3 separate regions of the Homo sapiens genome follow, and regions 1 and 3 are each linked to region 2. A link is a contact called in ENCODE Hi-C data. All regions are on one chromosome and are shown on one strand. The core of a region is the stretch at or near the end of the contact, and the rest is flanking DNA. Distances in the headings are between cores, read along the strand shown. Region 1 overlaps MINDY4 (MINDY lysine 48 deubiquitinase 4). Region 2 holds the start of AVL9 (AVL9 cell migration associated). Region 3 holds the start of GARS1 (glycyl-tRNA synthetase 1).

Region 1 (4,736 bases), core at 833-3,332, 1.7 Mb after region 2:
ATAGCAGCTCTGTCCCCAGGGCTCCCTGTCACTCTTCCATGATTTATTTTTCCCCTTAGCACTTGTAATCCTCAGATATGTTATATATTTCCTTGTTTTGGTGTTATTGTGGGCTGCCTCGTCTCACTGGAAGTGGAAGATCCAAGAGGGCAGGGACTCAATCTGCTTTGTTCACAGCTGACTGGCTGGTGGGTCTGGCACACAGTAGGCCATCGCAGGTGGTGTGCTGGTAAATGTTAACAACTGGCTCTCCAGGGATGGGGACCTTGATTTGCTGCATTTGCCAATCTCCATGGTATAAATATTCTAAACATGACCAATTCCAAGCTACCAATGTGATGTCACTGAATGCAAAGTTAAGAAGGGGCACTAAAAATCAGCATTCGAAGCCAGTACAAGCCATCTTTAACATACTGCTGGTCCTTGCTAAATAGTTGTTGAATAAATTAACTGAATAAATGAGTATGTCTGTGAATTGACAGGGTCTTTTTTTTTTTTTTGAGGGTATGACTCCAGGAATTCAGAGTCTGAAATCAAGTCTACCCAAAACCAAAGGATCTGTAACATGAAGAGCAAGACATCATATGTTGGTTAGTGACATCTGTGATGGAGGCTTTAAGTGAATACAGGAGGAGCATGCCTATTTAAAAAGAAAGCTTTAAACATTAACTACAAGGGAAAACAGAGTTTATGAAAATAACTTTGCTACACCTGCAAAAGCTCAAGTGAGTCATTTCCTTTCTGTTCTCTGGGGCTCTATTTTCCCCGCCTGCCAAATAAAGGGTTTGGATTCTAAGGATCTTTCCAGCACTGACAGTCTATGAAGTTAAGAATGTAAACAAGTCCTAAAGATGCATGTATTCCACCCTGCTTTTTAAAATGCTTAATTTAAAATCTTTTTTAAAAGTCTAAATTAGACTTCAATTGCATGGACTATATCATACTTCAAGGCTGTATTCTGGGAAGATACTCACTTTCTCCAGGACAAAATCCATTTCATGAAATTAATGATGACCCTAAGCTCCATGGACTCACCACAGCAGGCCCCAAAGCTAGACATCCTCCCCTCACCTAAGCCTGCTGCTTCTGGGGATGGCATGGCTGTGGGTTTCCTGTTGCCTTTTCCACACAAGGTCCAGATAAAAAAGAGACAGATGTGACAGTGAGACAGGGGGAAATGTGAAAAACACAAAAAAATCTTTTGAGAGTGGTCAGAAGGGAGATTGAGAGAGTAGATGAATATTTTAAAAACCATAGTGAGACAAAAAAAAAAAAAGTACAGTGCTCCAACAAACAGCTGCCCTCTGTGGCAGGCATAAAAATGACCCCCTCCCTCAACTATGTCCACATCCTAATCCCAGACCCCCTGAATGTGTTCGGTTACATGGCAAGGGGGGATTAAGGTTGCAGATGAAATCAAGGTTGCTAATCAGCTGACCTTGAGATATGCTGAGTGTTCTGGATCAACCAGGTGGGTCCAAGGTAATCACAAAGGTCCTCAAAAGCAGAAGAGGGAGCAGGAAGGGGAAAAGCAGAAAGAAGGCAGCCTGAGCAGGATTCAGCCAACGTCACTGGCTTCAAAGGTGAAGGAAGGGAGCCAAGGAATTCAGGTGGCCTCTTAAACCTGGAAAAGGCAAAGAAACAGATTCTCCCCTAGAGGCTCCAGAAGGAATGCAGCCTGCTGACACCTGGATTGCAGACCAGTGAGACATCCTTCAGACCTCTGACCTCCAGAACCATCAATCTGTGTTTGTCCTCAAGCCACTAAGCTTATGGTAATGCTACACCAGCAACAGGAAACACATGCACCCCTCTATTTGCCTATACTGTCAGGTCATCTGGTCCCTGACCCTGATGGCCTGTGTGACCCTGGAGAGGTCTGTGCCCCTCTCTGGGCCTCAGAACCCTCATTTATACCATAGGCCTTCATATCTTGGTACCCCTGGATCCCACGGCTCCATGGTTGAAGCCATGTGACAGGGCACACATTTGCTCACCAGCCCTGACCCTTAGATGTCAGTGCTGTGGCAACTGCTGTGGGTTGAATTCCTAAGGGAGGATAAAACTCTTCTCAATTCATGACCACAGTTACACCCAGGTTTCTGAAGCTGACTGAGCAAGTAAGTGGCTGGAACTTGTGCAGCCTATGCCTACACCTATTGCTAGATGCCCAGCATGGTGTGTTTTGAGTTAATCTGCAGAAAGCCAACTGTAGGAGTGTCCATGTGGCCATCTGCAGGTCCAGAAACTCACTCTGAGGGGCCCTCAGACAAATGACAGGCCAGCACACCCCAACGGAGGGCTGTGAGCAACACAAGTGAGGTGCCTCCAAAGAACCCACCTTCACAAAGTGCCCCTGAGGAGCCAAGAGGCTTGGAAGACCTAGCCCTGGGGGGTTGTAAGTAAAAATTTCCTCTCCCATGCTCCGTACTACATCTGAAGTTTCCTGAGGGTCTACTCAGGTCAGGTGTGTGGGTGACAGCAAGAGCCACAAATGTGTAGAGAAAGGCCCCCGCCCGCAACACAGCACTCTAGCGAGAGGGAGAGAGAGACGAGGGTTAGAGGACTGCCCAGTCAGGGCCAGAGTCCCCATGGTTCTGAGTGATGGTGAGAGGAACCCAACAAGGGCAGCCCTGACAAGCCAGCGACAAGTGACAGGTGGCCCCAAACAGCCACAACCCCCACAATGGGAGTCCAGGTGACATATTTTCCAAGCATCTCTTGATATCAAAGGGCACAGAAGAAAAACAAAAAATAAACCAGAAAATAGTCCCTTCAGCTCCCGGAGTCAGATCTGAGGAGTGTCAGAGTTAGGAGGGCCTGACTGCACAGATACTCACACCGCCTAACATCTCAGCAGGTTGCATCCTCCACCTGCCCCCTAACCCCACCTGTGCCCCTAGGTGTGACTTCCATGGATTTTCCTGAACCTGATGTTTGGAGGCCCAAAAAGGGCCCCAAGTAGCTCCCTCTCCTCCAGCTTCCTTAGGACAGAGCGGTGGAGCTGGCTCTGTGCATATGGCCAGCTCTGATGCCATCTCACTGCACTTTCCCACGCTTTAGAAGAATTATATGTGCACATGTGTGTCTCCCCTTGAAGAACTCACAGGACCTGGTACACACTAGGACTGAGACCCATGTTTACCAAACTGAATTAAACAAAAAACAAGGGGAAGGGGGCACTGATGGAGGGGAGTTGGGAAGGGCAGGGGATGCAGATATATTTACCATTGGGATTACTTTGGCCCTGGTTTCAAATCAAGAGCACTGTGTAGAGTTGTGTAGTATGTGCACTACACAAAGACGCCTCGCTGAGGCAGTGAGAGAGAGCTGAAATCCAGCCCATATTCCATTTGCCAGTCTGTGTGCCCTTGGATCTGCACCCACCCAGAACCTTGTCAGGTTCCTTGGATTCTCTGTGCCTCAGTTTCCTCATCTGTGAAATGGGGATAATAATTGCTGGGTTGAAGGATGCTTTTTCTCAACTCCCAGTGTTTTCTAGAAGTTTGAAGAAGGCTCTGCTGGTCTGGCCCACCTGGCCATTCTTCCCCTCTTTAATCACTCCACCCTAACGGAGGAAGTGTGAATTATATGACTGATAAATTCCATAAAAAATAAAAGGCATTTAGGCTCAGCTTTACCCTTTTTCCTCTTAGAAGTGGGCTGCTCTTCCACGGGCAGCCCCTCCCCACCATGTATTATATGAGAATACCTGCCCTGGGCCCACGATGGGAGGCTGGCTTGAGCCCAGGAGTTCACAACCAGCCTGGGCAACATAACAAAACCCCGTCTCTACAAAAAATACAAAATATTAGCCAGGTGTGTGGAAATAAGTGCATCTGTGGTCCCACGTACTTAGGAAGCTAAGGTGGGAGGATTGCCTGAGCGTGGAAGGTCAAGGCTGCAGTGAGTTGTGATTGCGCCACTGTGCTCCATCCTAGGTGACAGAATGAGACCCTGTCTCCAAAAAAAAAAAAGCAAACCAAAGACATTTCCAAATAAAAACTAGAAAAAAAAATTTAACATACCTGCTAAAAAAAAATACTAAAGGAAGTTATTCGAGTAAAAAGAAAATATAAATGCCATAATTATTCCAACTAGAATAAAAAATTATCGACTGGATTTAAAGTTCCAAATACATGCTGTTTATCAGAGATAGGCTTTAACTATATACTAGAAGGAAATCTCAGCAAATATCAAAGGATTGCAATCATAAAGAATAATACATATATAAACAATTAAATAAACAATATATATAATATATATATAAATATAAACAAAAAAAACCCTAAATGTATGAAATTAGTAGTACATGCCTAAATAACCCATGGGTTAAAAAAAAAAAAGAAACCACGATGGGAATTAGAAAATATATTAACTAAGTTATACGAATATGTAACGTATTAACTTACGGAATACAGACAAAACATTACTTACAGAGAAATTTGCAGCTTTAAAACATATTACAAAAGAAGAAGGCTGAGAATCAGTAAACTAGAAAATAATAGCAAATTAAACTCAGAGAGAATAGAATGAAGAAAATAATAAAAATAAGAGCAGAGGTCAATGAAATAGAAAACAAACATAAAGCCAAAAGTTTTCTTTGAGTATATTACACAAATGATAAATTCCCAGTGAGACTAGTTAAGAGAGAAAGAACATAAATTACCAATCACAGGAATGAAACAAAGACATAACTACAGATCTCACAAACTTCAAAGTGATAATAAGAGGAT
Region 2 (4,687 bases), core at 991-3,490:
AGTGAGCCGAGCTCCACTGCACTCCAGCCTGGGTGAGAGAGTGAGATTCCATCTGAAGAAAAAAAAAAAAAAAAAGAACTAATGGTCAACATGACCCACGGCAATTTTGAATACTTGGAAGAGCAGTCTAAGTACCCTCACACAAGTTAAAACCGTGTTAAGTCAGAGTCACAACTCAATGAGCCATGCACCTTTAATTTACACCTGGAAGTAAAATAGTTAAAGTGGAGAATTAGGTAGCTGATTAATCTATCCTGGGGCAAATCTTACATACTTTAATTAAAGCCTCTGAAAACACCTGATGTACAGGTTATAAAGAACAGATTCTAGACCAGTCATTCTAAGACTTATGCATGTAACACACACTTTCCAAAACTTTTTTTTTCGCTCTTGTTGCCCAGGCTGGAGTGCAATGGCGTGATCTCGGCTCACAGCAACCTCTGCCTCCCGGCTTCAAGCAATTCTCGTGCCTCAGCCTCCCAAGTAGCTGGGATCACAGGCATGTGCCACCACGCGCAGCTAATTTTGTATTTTTAGTAGAGGCGGGGTTTCACCGTGTTGTCCAGGCTGGTTTCGAACTCCTCACCTCAGGTGATCCACCCGCCTCGGCCTCCCAAAGTGCTGGGATTGAGACAGGGTCTTGCTCTCTCACCCAGGCTGGAGTGCAGTGGTGGGATCAAGGGTCACTGTAGCCTCAGCCTCCTGGGCTCAAGCGATGTTCCCACCTTAGCCTACCGAGTAGCTGGGACTACAAGTGCGCTATCACATGCAACTAATTTTTTAATTTTTTTGTGGAGACAGTGTTTCCCTTTGTTATCTAAGCTGGTCTCAAACTCCTGGGCTCAAGTGAGCCTTTCATATCAGTCTCTAAAAGTGCTGGCATTCCAGGTGTGAGGATATATTTCAAAATTACGCACAAACACGATTTTTTCACTCCCATCACTTTTCTCTTATTCCCTAGAGAACTTAATTTTTGCCAATAAGTCTTCTAAAATGTTACATTTCCTGTGGAATGCAAGAAACTAAATGCTTCATTAGCTAGTGGTGGCAATTACTATTTTTAATACTTCAAAAAAGCATTTCAATTTACTGTTCACTAGCACATTATGACATCATTCCCTTCCAGTGTTTGCTTGCTCATTAAATAATCCTGTTTCTATTTTGTTCTCTTGCCTTCAATACATAGATTGCAAATATTCCATTTCAGATGCTGCATTAATGATTCAGTGAGGCTGCTGAAAAACGCCTTTATATTTGAACGGTTTGGTAATACACTTTCTCTTATTGCGGTTGATATGGAGAGATTAATCTCTCACCAAAAGGCAAAATCTGGAGAAGATGAAATAGCAAAACTAAGGACCAATGGGAAGGGGGAGGCAAAGTCAATCGACAACCGTACCTAACAGGAGAGATTCCAAGGCTTCCATCAGATAAACAAAGGAAGCTGATTTTTCTACGGAGGCTGCATGTGCTGCAAGCTACCTGAAGCATTAGTATGCAAGCCCACTGAGCCTATTACCTTGAAAGCAGAGTCCAAGCACTGAATTTTTCTAGACTCCCATTATAGGTGGACACCCAGAAAGCCAGTGGAGACAATGATGGACGGGGAAGAGAGTGGGGCCGGTCTTCGATGCTTTCCTCCCACTCCACCAAAGCAGAAGTTAAAAACCTACAACCTACACGTATCAACCAGCTCCTCCGCTGCTCAACCATTTTTCAGGGGCAGAAGGAAGAGGTTGTGGGGGCTGGGCTTCATGTGGGGCGGGTGGGAGGAGCTGCAAAAGGAGTCAGGTTGAGAGGCGAAGGGTCGCAGGCGCTGTGGGGAGGACTGCACGACGCGAGCTGAGCACACAGAAGCAGGGCAGGGGGGCCCCGGAAGGGGCGAACGCCCGAACGGCTGGGGGCGGGGGCGGGCCCTTTCCTCACCTGGCAGCCCTTCTTGTGGTGAAATCCGACCACCACGATGTGCAGTACGGGCCCCCGGGGGACGCCATCCCCGCCTCTCCTGGCCTTCTCCATGGGCGGCCGCCGCGGGCCCGCACGACGACTTCGACCGCCAAGGGCAGCGGGTCTGACGACCCCACCGTGTGCGGAAAGCCGCGGACTTCGGGTGTCAGCGAGCACAGCACATGAGGGCCGCACAGGGAGATCGGTGGAGGCAAAGCAGCTCCCGCCGCCCCCAGGGCCACGGCCGCCCTTCCCTCATCCGCTTCCGCAGCTTCCGGGCTGTCACCTGACACGGCGGCCGCCGCCGGCGAGGCAGGGCTGGGCAAGGCCGGGAGGGCCCTGACGGGGCGGGGTCTGAGAGGCCGAGGTGGAGCCTGGGGGAGCGGGGTGGGTCTAGGAGAGGAGAGATCGACTCTGTGGGGCGGGGAGGAGCGGGGGGAGGAGCGGGGGGAGGGCGGGTCCGGGTGGGACTTGACGAGGAGCGGCGGGGTGGGGCTTACGTGACCCGGGCGGCTGGGCTTGCAGAGCCTGTGGTGTCCGCGGGACCTGGAGGTGCGGCGTGGCACACCTGCTTTTTCCTCCCTGGATTCAATCTCAAAGCACTTCCTTCTCTTTTGCCTTCTCTTTTTCCTCAAAGTTTTCCCACTTCCCTCTTCTCTTCTGTTTTCCTTGCTTTTTCACATCTTTTCGGTTCACTCTCCGAGTGTCCGATTCCTTCACCTCCTTGCCTTTGCCTCTGTGGCCCCCGTCCTTATTCTTAAATATGTAGTAACATGGAGCATACTGGTGAGGTTGCGTATCTGTGTATTCAGCCTTTAAATTACTTGCTTACTCGAGAATTCTTGTTTGTTTCTTTCTAGAGTTTTTTTTTCTTCGTTTAAATATTATGTGTAGGAATCTGAGACGCATTTAAAACCTGAAACAGAATATCCTTGACAACAAAGGAAGTTTACTTGGATACGTGTAAAATGATTATTCTAGTCCTGCGATTTTATAAGAATATTCTTTTCATTCCATCTCATTTTGGGTGTAGTACTCTGGTCAATACAAAATATATGGGCTCTGTTGTCACCAGGGTTTTTTAATTCCTTTACTGATTGTACTACAATTCTTTTTTAAGCAGTGAATCTCATGTCAATTTAAAGTGCATTATAGAAAAGATTTAACAAGTCTTATCTAGGACAGTTTTCAAATAACCTAAAGGATAGGTGTCTGCTTCAAATAGAATTCGAGATTACTACAGTAACTGTGATATTTTGCACTTCTGGTCTTGAAAAGTAAGGAGCTCTGTTCTAATCTAACCATAGCTGAGAAAAACAGTAGGCTTCCTAAATCAAATTTAGTTTCTGTGATTCAGTAGAACTGTTTTAATGCTAATACTGCAGACATTTTTCAAGATGCTGCTATACATTTCTTTTCTGTATTACAAAATTATTGGCATTGGCTAAGAAAACTGTGTAAAACTATATTGCTCCCTGTATGCAGAATATATTAACTGTTTTCTTAATATATTAACTGTTTTGAGCTGTCAGCTGTGTGATGTGTTAACTATTAATATTTTCTTGATATAACCTGTCTTGATATTTTCCACAATTGGCATGGCTAAAATTACTGTCTAATTGAACACCTTTTAAAGATGTATATAAGGGCCGGGTGTGGTGGCTCACGCCTGTAATCCCAGCACTTTGGGAGGCCAAGGCAGGCAGATCACCTGAGGTCAGGAGTTCTAGACCAGCCTGGCCAACATGGTAAAACCCCCTCTCTAGTACAAAATACAAAAATTAGACCTGTAATCCCAGCTACTCGGACGGCTGAGACAGGAGAATTGCTTGAATCCGGGAGGTGGAGGTTGCAGTGAGCCAAGATTGCACCATCGCACTTCAGCCTGGGGGACAAGAGCGAGATTTCCTCTAAAAAAAAAAAAGATATATATAAAAAGAGGGTCAGGCGTGGTGGCTCATGCTGGTAATCCCAGCACTTTGGGAGGCCGATGCGGGCAGATCACTTGAGGCCAAAAGTTGGAGACCAGCCTGGGCAACATGGTGAAACCCCATCTCTGCTAAAAATGCAAAAATTAGCCAGGCATGGTGGTGTGTGTAATCCCAGCTACTAGGGAGGCTGAGGCAAGAGAATCACCCTAACCCGGGAGGTGGAGGTTGCAGTGATCTGAGATGGTGTCACTGCACTGCTCTCCAGCCCAGATGACAGAATGAGACTCCATCTCAAAAAAATAAAGAAAGGGAGAGAGAGAGAAAGAAAAAGTTAGTTACTGGGAAAATTGAGACAGAAAGTGAACAAGGGAATTTCCAGGATTTTTTTCATCTCTAAATACACAGACTGGACCACTTAAGAATTTAGAATATAGGTGGGGCATGGCGGCTCACACCTGTAATCTCAGCACTTTGGGAGGCCAGGGTGGGTAGATCACTTGAGTCCAAGAGTTCGAGACCAACCTGAGCAATGTAATGAGACCTCATCTCTACAAAAAATAATAAAAAATAAATAGCCAGACTTGGTAGCACGCGCCTGTGGTACTGGCTTCTCAGGAGGCTGAGATGGGAGGATTGCTTGAGTCCGCGAGCACACCACTGTACTCCTGCCTGGGTAACAGAGTGAGGTCTTGTCTCTAAATTAATAAATAAAATATGATGGGGTGTTGCTATGTTGCCCAGGCTGGCCTCAAACTCTTGGGCTCAAGGGATCCTCCTGCCTCAGCCTCCTAAGTAGCTGGGGCTACAGT
Region 3 (4,443 bases), core at 384-2,883, 1.9 Mb after region 2:
TTGGGTGTGGTGGTTTTTTTTTTTCTCCAAATTAGTTGTATGCTTCCTTCTAAAGGGAAGGATATTTTTTAAAATGGCAAGTTAAGAAAAGACAAAGGAACCACACCTAATTTTATTTGTGGAGTGGAAGGTGGGTGGAGGGAGACAGAATATGCAATCGGTGTTCTGACACCAATCATGAAGAAAAAAGTTAAGCCCGTGGTGATATTTCAAAATGAAAGGCTATTTATTAAAATCGGTCAGGCTCAAACCAGCGAAGAGGACAGATGGCAAAGTGGCTGAATTTGCGGCAGCTATGCCCCAATGAATTATTTCCGAGATAGGGTTCCACCCTCTGTAGCTAAGGCAAATTATTGCATCAGGCGCCCATGCAGGAGAAACCCGTTTGGTGTTTACTACTAAGTCATGATCTCCGGGGTCCTACTGCAAGCTCTGGCTCTCCCTAATTGCATATGGGAATCATCTGAAATAATCTTTTCCTTGATATCTCTAAATTCTAAACTCTATGGCAGTGCCCTAGGAAAAGGAGGTCTATATTAAATCACCAAGTCCTTCAGCCCATGAAACCTTCCCTCACCTTCGGGAAAATCAAATGTCAAAATATTCCATACTAAGGATGGCTGACTTCACTCCGCAACACTTAGTTTCCCAGGTTTACGATCTGAGGGCTCACTGGTTCCAAACGGCCTTTTCAGAAGCCAGAAAAGATGACAAGAGCAAAGGATGATGAGTTCACAGCATTAATAGAAAAGTTCGACACCTCCCCACATCCACATTTCAATTCTATTTTCTCAGCCAATCATTCCGCTAAACTAAGCACTGAATGAAGGAAGATGTTAAGGGGGAAACACTATCAAAGCATCCTAAAGATTAAAGGGCCTGGCCGTAAGACGAAAGAACCGGCAGTTTTTCGGCTCATCATTGACCACTGAAAGAATTAGGAGGCTTTCCACCCAGGGTGCACAAAGAGTACAGCAGAGCCTGGAAAACTGAAGTTAAGGTTATTCAGTTAGGAGGCGAGGACAACCAAAGGGTCACAGATCCCAGCCCCACTGGAAATAGAGGAGACGCGGGCTGTGACAGAATGGGGAAGGGAGAACGGAGCCGGAGAGGGACGCAGGAAGTCGGAGGGGTTCCAGGGAGTCATCCAAAAAGAGAGGAGGACGGAGGTCCGCGGGAGAGGAGGTGGCTGACGCACGGGGGACTTGGGACCAAAGTGGGGGAGGCGAAGAAGACGCCAGAGGATGAAGGGAAAGAAAGGGGTAACCGAAGAGGAGGACAGTTCCCCGGGGAGGAGGGAAGGATGACCAGAAGAAGGCCCTGGGAGGAGAGCCGGAGGCTTAGCGGAGAGCGCAAAACACCGGTACCTGCTGGCGCACTGCTAGCCTCAGAGGTGCCAGCACCTCCTCAGCCCCCGCGCCGTCCATGCTGCTCCGGGAGGCGGCGGCGGGCAAGGAGATCGGGGGGCAGGAGGCCGCGCTGAGGGACCGGCGGAGCAGGAGCGAGGGTCGGGCTAAGAGCCGGGGCGGCAGCAGCAGCAGCAGAGCGGCGCGAGCACCTCTAAGCAGCACTGGACGCGGAGAGGGCATGAGCCTGCGGCCCTGGGCTGTCCAGAGAGGGTGGCGACGGAAGCGGCGCGCGCCGCCCGGCTCGGAGCATGATGAAATCGCCGCGTAAACGACGCGGCGCGCGTGCTGCCGCACATTCACCACCGCGTGACGCGGCGCCGGGTCGCCGCCGCAGATTCGACACAAAACCCGGAAGGACCCCGCCGAAGGTTTTCTCCGGTTCGGGAGAGAGGTAGGTAGGGTTGCGAGCGAACAGATTTGCACAGAAGTGCGTCAAGCCACCCCAGCAGGGTGGATGTTCAGGGACACAGCTCTGAGCGAGACCTGCAGGCCGAGACACACGAGAACCTTCAAAGCATAGGTTTTTATACGAGTGACACCCCGGCCGACCTACTTGAACGGACACTTCTGTTTCTGTTCTTTCGCGCCCTGCGCCTTAAAAGGGTCGCAAAACATCAAATCAGATAGGGATCTTAGACTTCTGTTGCTCAAGTGCAGATGTTCCCCAGATAAGGAAATAGGCCCAGAGAGGTTAATGATTTGCCCAGAGTCACACATTCTTGGTCCGCCGATGTCAAGACAAAAGCTGGCGAACGGGGGAGGAGGAGTGAGGGGATAGAGTCACCCCAGGCTTTCTGGAGAAGGTAAATTCCAATCTGCCCTTGCGGGGCGAGCAGGATTTGAACCGGCAGAGATGAGGAAAGGCAAGAGGTGCCTGATAAGTCTTTCTGCTTGGCATAGCCTCAGTCTATCTGCCTCCTGTGGTTAGGCCCCAGCTGACCAACCACCCAGAGATGGCTTCCCCCCGCCCCACACACCCAGTTCCTCCTGCCCAAAGGGTGGAGGGCCTAGAAAAGCTGGGTTCCCCCTCCAGGAAAGGAAGAGAAAAATGATGTGTTGGTTATAAAAACAGCATTGCGCACACCTGCAAAAATGGCTAAAATGAAAATGATGGAAAATGCCAAGTGACCCTCTGAGACTCCCCTACACTGCTCAGGGGAGTGTTAACTGGTGCAGCCAGCCACTTGGGAGCTCTTCGGCAGTATGCACGTACGTCTCCCTGTGACCCACAATCCCACCCCAGGAGTGTGCAGGAGTAGACGGGCTCAGTATAATGAAGTCTCCTTTCCTAATGGTGTGAAAGTCCATGTTATTTCTCTTCCCGTTCCAGTGTGCAGTTCTGGAGAAGTACTTACAATTCAACATGAGCAGGGTGGGTTGCTTAAGAACCTTCTGCAATATTGAACAATTATATTTTTAAACACTTTTATTTCAAGATTTGATATTAATTATAATTTATTTGGCTTTTATTTTACTAGGCAATTTTGAATTTATTTTAATATCTTTAAATGTGAAAAATCATTTTAAGTTTTACTTTTATTTTTATTTAGATTTTTATTAAAATGTTGAAATTCTATATCCTTTGAATAAAACTATTTTATTTCTAAAAAATTCCTTAGATCAATAATGTCTCATCCATTTTCATGTTAGGACAGTCCTGAAAGGACTCCAAATCCGTTCTTCCCTCCTCCCCGACCAATTCATCCTCCCCACTGCTGCTTCAGTCATTCTTTCTTTCTTTTTTCTTTTTCTTTTTTTTTCCAGACGGAGTCTCGCTCTTTCACCCAGGCTGGAGTGCAGTGGCGTGATCTTGGCTCACTGCAACCTCCGCCTCCCGGGTTCAGGCGATTCTCCTGCCTCAGCCTCCTGAGTAGCTGGGATTACAGGCGTGCGCCACCACACCCAGCTAATTTTTTTATTTTTAGTAGAGACGAGGTTTCACCATGTTGGTCATGCTGGTCTCGAACTCCTGACCTCGTGATCCGCCCGCCTCAGCCTTCCAAAGTGCTGGGATTACAGGTGTGAGCCACTGCACTCGGCCCAGTCATTATTTCTGAAAGGCAAATCTGACTGTGTCCCTTCTCTTCTCAGGACACTTCAGTAGGCTCTTCATGGCCCTTGGAAGAATTTCCCAAACAGTTTTCTTTTGAAAACTGTGTCTGCACAATAATGATAATAGTTTATGTTTGTTGAGCACTCACTATGTACCAGTTAGTTCTAATTTATCTCATGGAATTTATTCACCAATTTAGTGAGATAGGTTCTATAGTTATTCAGAATTTTCACATGTGGGATTCAAGGGACTGAGATATCAAACAGCTTGTCCATGGTCACACAACTAAGTGAGTGTTGGGCCAGAATGTGAGCTGGGGGCAGAGGCAGATTTTCTACATAGCTAATGAAGCTTCAAGTGAGTTTAGCCCCTTTCTCTGTTGGGCTCTTTAAGTGCCCTGCAAGAGGCCCTAGTATTGTGTATGTATGATCATATATTTTTCTTGCTTTATTAAAGTTCATTTCTTTGAGGGAAATAAATTTTGCATACATTAAAATGAACAAAAATGTATAGTTCAATGGGTTTCGACAAAGCAATATCCTTTTGTAACCCCAACACCAAGCAAGATAAAGAACATTTTCCCCTGACTCCACAAAGTTCCCTTGCATGTCATCCCGGTCATCCCACCCTCCACAACCAGGCGATCACTATTCTCATTTATTTTCCTCTTAGATCTAGACTGTTGTATAAATGAAATAATGTAATATGTACTCTGTGTCTGATGTCTTTAATTGACCATAATGTGTGAGAGATTAATCCATATTGTTTCACATATCAGAAACTTGCCCTTTTTTGCTCTGAAGTATCCCATTGTGTGAATATACTATAATTTATTAATTTATTCACTAGTTGATAGACATTTGGGTTGTTTCATATTGTAGACCATTATGAATAATGCTGCTGTGAACATTCTCATACATCTTTTTTTGTAGCTATATGTTTTCATTTCTCTTGGGTAAATATCTAGGTGCGGAATTACTG

Evidence for each region. Hi-C counts contacts between places; a loop is a spot of excess contacts on that map. Pooled maps may share reads with other maps.
Region 1: a loop to region 2 is called in a map with no recorded cell type, with 8 times the contacts of the local background. The contact joins the enhancer-like site here to the promoter of AVL9 in region 2. A Hi-C loop is called at or near these places in 9 of 37 single-sample maps with no recorded cell type and 3 of 50 pooled maps.
Region 3: a loop to region 2 is called in a map of CD14-positive monocyte, with 11 times the contacts of the local background. The contact joins the promoter of GARS1 here to the promoter of AVL9 in region 2. A Hi-C loop is called at or near these places in 6 of 168 maps with a recorded cell type or tissue (B cell, CD14-positive monocyte, CD4-positive, alpha-beta T cell and 3 more), 4 of 37 single-sample maps with no recorded cell type and 19 of 50 pooled maps.

Annotation. Positions count from the first base shown.
Region 1 is chr7:30,792,662-30,797,397 of GRCh38, reverse strand. All of the region lies in intron 5 of MINDY4 (MINDY lysine 48 deubiquitinase 4), which reads right to left. All of the region lies in intron 7 of INMT-MINDY4 (INMT-MINDY4 readthrough (NMD candidate)), which reads right to left. Among named protein-coding and RNA genes, the nearest start is that of MINDY4, 24 kb to the right of the region's middle. Within about 2 kb of position 2,082, at least 7 of the 41 ENCODE cell types and tissues checked have a DNase peak (open chromatin) inside an H3K27ac peak, as active enhancers do.
Region 2 is chr7:32,493,042-32,497,728 of GRCh38, reverse strand. It overlaps AVL9 (AVL9 cell migration associated), which reads right to left and starts at 2,240. Exons shown (of 16, transcript NM_015060.3): 1 at 1,927-2,240. The coding sequence starts at 2,019. It also overlaps a transcript of LSM5 not described here. RefSeq lists enhancers at 846-1,644, 1,645-2,443, 2,517-2,726 and a silencer at 1,777-2,426.
Region 3 is chr7:30,592,068-30,596,510 of GRCh38, reverse strand. GARS1 (glycyl-tRNA synthetase 1) reads right to left here and starts at 1,633. Exons shown (of 17, transcript NM_002047.4): 1 at 1,368-1,633. The coding sequence starts at 1,589. RefSeq lists a silencer at 342-441 and enhancers at 337-950, 951-1,564, 1,585-1,934, 1,565-2,178.